Regions from separate parts of the Homo sapiens genome. Here region 2 is linked to region 1. Evidence: read pairs that join two places in POLR2A ChIA-PET (ENCODE). Cell type or tissue: Panc1. All regions are shown on one strand.

Region 1 (2,500 bases):
ATGTAATATATATATGGGTCTGTTCATGAGCTTTCTATAGACATCCTTTAATCTGTATGTCAGACTCCATCAGTTATAAAAGCAAAGTTTCACGGAACATTGCAATACCCGACAGTGTAATCCTGACTCCTATCATTCACCCTTTGGATGAATGGTGTAATAATAATAAAATAAAATAAACAATAATAAAAATGCCAACAATTATAGGATACATAATAAATTATTTGCTCCAGATTATGCAACCATCAAGTGAATAGTTCCCAGACTCAAATCCAAGTCCTTCTCACCCCAAAGCCCACACAGCTAACCACTGTTCCTATATTAAATGTCCTTCTGTGGTAGACTAGAGGCCAAAAAAAGAACAGGACTCACCCCAGGTCCCATGGTCAGTTTACTGGTCTGGCAACTAGGATATAGGTTCAATGACCCCCATCTTCTGTCCAGCTATTATTCTTTGCTCTTCTTTAATTTTCCTTCTTCCTGGGGCTCAATAAATTCATTCATCATGTCACACTAGAATGAAAATAGGAGACCAGAAAGTACATGGAATCAAAAGAATAATGAGATAGAACCAACATTCACTGCTTGTCGCCATGTTTCCAGATCCTCTCGTTTCAAATCTTTTATTTTATGCAGCACAGATATTTTCTTCCGGGGCCAGCAATCTCTCTTCTAAGAATGTACCCCCAAAGATAAAATTTAAAAAGACAAAAGGCATAAACACAAGGCAATTCATGGTAGAACAATTTGTAACAGGACAAGACTAGAAATGAGACAGATGTCCACCAATAAGGAATTGATTGAATAATCTAAGGTACATCTACATCCCAGAGTTCTATGGAGGTAAAATAAGCAATGAGAATTCCCCCTTCTACTCCTTTGTAATGATTTCCAGCATAAATTGTTAAGTGAAGAAAGAAAGGTACAGAAAAATGTGTTGAGCCACTGCTGTCCAATATAGTAGGCATTGTCCACATATAGCCATTTAAATTTAAGTTGATTAAACTTACATGAAACTAAAAGTTCAGTTCCTCAGTCACATTCATCACGTTTCGGGTGTTCAACTGCCACAGTTGCCATTAGCTATTGTGTTGAACAACGTAGACAGTATATTTTCATCTCTACAGAAATTAAAATGATTTTTCTGTTATTCTCACATACAGCTCTCTATTCAGCATATAAAGAGGCTGGAATATCTATTGGCCTTCTATATCCCTTTAACCTGGAATGTCTCCTTTTCAACCCAGAGTTTCAGAACGCTCTATAGGGTGTGCATGGGCCAGAGCCCCTCCCTCCCACCTTCCTGCTCACCGATGTTCAAGCTGTAGTTCAAGCTTCTGTCACGAGGGGGCACCATTGTACCACCATTATAGAACTCTTCTGCAAAGACGTGTCTGCAAGGAGCAAAAAATACTTCTCTTAAACCACAGCTTATAAGCCTAAGTGCAGAATGATTCATTCTAATTCTGTCAAAGGAAAAAAAAACTGGTAAGTGTAAAAGAAGACTGCAAATACATATACTGTGGGGCATCCATAGGATGAAACACCAGGTAGGTCTAACACTCCTTGGCTGTTGCTGGAAGACAGAATCTTAAGTGAGCATCAGGGCAGGTGAGAGGTGACTGAGAGAGGATGACGGCACAAGGGGCAGGTCTGGGCAGCTGTGCCCCTGGAGAGGGGATGAGTGGGAGGCAGTGGTAGAAGGACCAGGAAGCCTATACAGGGGTGGGGTAATGGAGAGTGAACGAACGCCCTGCTCTCTGGAAGGGACCCTCCTACAATGTGGAAACCTCTACCAACAGAGAAGGGAAGAGATGAATCAATGAATGCGATGTAGATTTGGGGACGACAGCAAATGGAACTGCTTTAATATACACGCGAATACTCCAAACAACTGGTATTTCAGTGAACAAACCATGTTATAACATCTGTTACTGTTTGTTAGATGTACTCCTTTTCCTTAAAAAAGAACAAATGTGAAGATGGCTGCGATGTCTCCTAGTGGCCAGAGCCAGGATTGCAACTCTGAGAGCTGACTGGTGAGTTCAGCAGGGGAAAGGGAGGGATGGAGGTTGGGAGGTTGATTAATGTGATCAGCCAGTTTTCTGGAATTTTTTACGTACCTACAGGAATCCCTCTGTATCCATCATTTTTCTGGGTTATAAAAAAGTACGTTTTCGGGGATATCTAAATCTGATATTGGAAGTACAGCATCAGTCTGAACTGGGGATAATGCTGCAATTGTGAACTGTATTTGAGGTGGTAGAGCTAGAGGAGCTAGAACACACACACACACACACTTGCGTGTGAGTCAATTCATTTTTTAAAAATCTACTTTATTTCCCCAGGAAATTGAATAAATGAATGCCTGAAGTAAGGAATATATGTGTACCATACTCTTGTCAATATGTTCACAGCATATTGTTTTTAATATTTCATCAAAATACTTTTTCCTGAATATAAAATGTAAAACAATATATAAAAACACATATATGAATTG
Region 2 (2,500 bases), 270 kb after region 1:
TGTTACCTTACATGGCAAAAAGGGACTCTGCTCATATAATTAAGTTAAGGATCTTGAGATGGGAAGGCTATCCTTGATTATGCAGTTAGTCCCAACATAAGCAGAGTCATTAAAAGAGGGAGGCAAGAAGGTCAAAGACAGAAAGAGGTGGGACAATAAAATTAAAGGCTGAAATGATGTGAGAAAGAGATTATAAGCCAAGGAACACAGGCAGAAGCTGAAAAAAAGGCAAGAAAACGGATTCTCCTCTCACAGCCTCCAGAAGGAGCCAGCCCTGCTAACACCTTCACTTAAACCCAGCAAGACTAAATTTGAACTTCTGGCATCTAGAATAGTAACATAATAAATATATGTTGTTTTAAGCAATCAAATTTATGGTAATTTGTTACAACAACAGGAAAATAGGAAAAGCAGTCTGATTTTTAGGAGTAGGAAGGTATACTAGAACTGTTCTTTAGGGAATTACTTGGGAAATTGCTGGGTATATTGATACTGAGCATATCACAAAGTCAGTCCGTACTCACTCAGCCCTAAACTTGCTGCTGTGTGCCCCAAATCCTAAGGCTATAAGACAATAGCTGGTAAGACCTTGTTGAAGAACAAAGACATTACTTCAAATTTAGAGAATAGTACCAAGGCCAATTTTCAAGGCTTAGATACCTTAAGCTTGTTTATTGCTCAGAAAGGAAAGGTGAACTCATAAGTATTATTTTGTGATAAAACTGGCATACAGAAACAAAATGGATAGAAAAAAAACTCAACAAGCTTTCTACAAATATACTGACTGCTTAAATATGTTCCCTAATGTCTACTGAGTCTTTTGAAAAGTAGCAATAGCCCCCTCTTTTCCTGTGTCCTTCCTAGACCCTTTATTCTAGGAAAATGCTATTTGTAATTTTTAAGTAGGTATGGGAAAATAAATATATTATTATCAATGTTTTGTAAGAGATAACTGCTAGTATTCTTTGTACAGCAAACTATAATAGCATTTCCCAAACATCTAATTAACAGAATTTCTCCCCACAAGGATTAATAATGATGAATTATTTCCAACTAACACATATGGTGGTTGCAAACCGCTGATACACAGAGTCTATGAAAGTAGTAAAATTTTAAAAGTCTCTACCTTGTGTTTATCACTGGAATTTCAGCTTCTGCAAAATATGGATAGCCTATTTTACCACATTTATTTACCCATATATAACTTGCTTGATTCTATGACCACTGCCTTTACTGTAAGTAGTACAGTAGACTAAATAATGTATCAGCCCCCACAACATGTCAATTTTCTAATCCCTGGAATCTGCGAATATGTTACCTTACATGGCAAAAATGGACTTTGCCTATGAAATTACATCATTCACAATGTAACCTGCTAAATTTAAAAAAGCCTCACAATCAAACTGAACAGAGGCTATATAGTTCTTGCTTAAAGCTTCAAGGACAAGTGTCATCACTATCAAAATTACAAAGCCCCTTTTTGCAGAAATGGAAAAGCAGATATTAAAATTCATATAGAATTGCAAGGGGCTTCAAATAGCCAAAACAATCTTGAAAAAAAAAAAGTTGGAGAACTCACAATTCCCAATTTTAAAACATACTACAAAGCTACAATAATCAAAACAGGGAGGTACAGACATAAGGACAGATATGTAGATTAATGGAATGGAATTGAATGGCCAGAAATAAACACATCTATAGACAACTGAAGTTCAACAATGGTGCCAAGACCATAAAATGTGAAAGAATATCTTCAAAAAATATGGCTGGAACAACTAGAAAGCTACATGTCAAAGAATGAACTTGGACTCCTACCTCATGCCATATATAAAAATTAACTCCGAATATATGAAAGGCATAAATATAAGAGCTAAAATTATATTGGGCAGTGCTTCTGTTATACCTTTCATTGATAAGGAATACAAAGAAAGAAAGCTGTTCTCAAACTTGTTTTTTCTAAGGATGACATTATGGCTCCTACATGGCACTATGGTTAAGGAACTTATAAGTAAGATTACTTCTAACAAGAAATGTTCAGTCACATAAATGAGAACTCAAAAAATCAATACAACAGAGACTTCTGATTTCCAGTCTGAAATGTAAAGTGATTGGAAGTCATTACTCTCATTGTTAGTATAAGAAAAAAGCTGAACAAACTGAAAATTAACAGCTCTTCTTAGATCCATCAGAGAATTGAGGTCACAGGACAAGCCACTGCCCCCAAAATTGAGAAAAAATGTGGTTACTGAAAACCACAGCTTACTGACATCAGAATCTCAGGAGCAGACGCCCACTGCTAGACCCAGTAGTGGAAGGCTCAATGTGGACTAGCTTTACAGTTAAAATATCTGGAGGTTCCTCTCAGAGAGGCTCCCAAATCTTTGTGAGTTTTGCCTCCAGGAGCCCTGACAGGTTCTCAATATAAAGACTGGTAAAAAAAATAATAAAAATAAAAATAAAAATAAATAAAATCCCCTCATGTTTCTAGTAGGAAGACAGG

What was found. Peaks named below come from ENCODE experiments on the same cell type or tissue, not always from the same donor. Only the 100,000 strongest peaks of a DNase experiment are listed, where the experiment ranks them.
Region 2: POLR2A ChIA-PET joins it to region 1 with 5 read pairs; 2 of 35 experiments call an interaction of 5 or more read pairs at or near these places.

Annotation. Positions count from the first base shown.
Region 1 is chrX:102,899,644-102,902,143 of GRCh38, reverse strand. ARMCX5-GPRASP2 (ARMCX5-GPRASP2 readthrough) reads right to left here. Exons shown (of 19, transcript NR_146584.3): 16 at 1,312-1,394; 17 at 1,011-1,121; 18 at 373-513. It overlaps LINC00630 (long intergenic non-protein coding RNA 630), which reads right to left. Exons shown (of 12, transcript NR_146589.1): 7 at 1,312-1,394; 8 at 1,011-1,121; 9 at 373-513. Among named protein-coding and RNA genes, the nearest start is that of RAB40AL, 36 kb to the left of the region's middle. In Panc1, CTCF peaks have their summits at 1,189, 1,392 (motif pointing right), 1,776 and 1,979; DNase peaks (open chromatin) are centred at 1,463 and 2,013.
Region 2 is chrX:102,627,601-102,630,100 of GRCh38, reverse strand. The region is part of intron 4 of ARMCX5-GPRASP2 (ARMCX5-GPRASP2 readthrough); the gene reads right to left. Among named protein-coding and RNA genes, the nearest start is that of GPRASP1, 23 kb to the left of the region's middle. In Panc1, no CTCF peak of the experiment used is centred here; no DNase peak of the experiment used is centred here.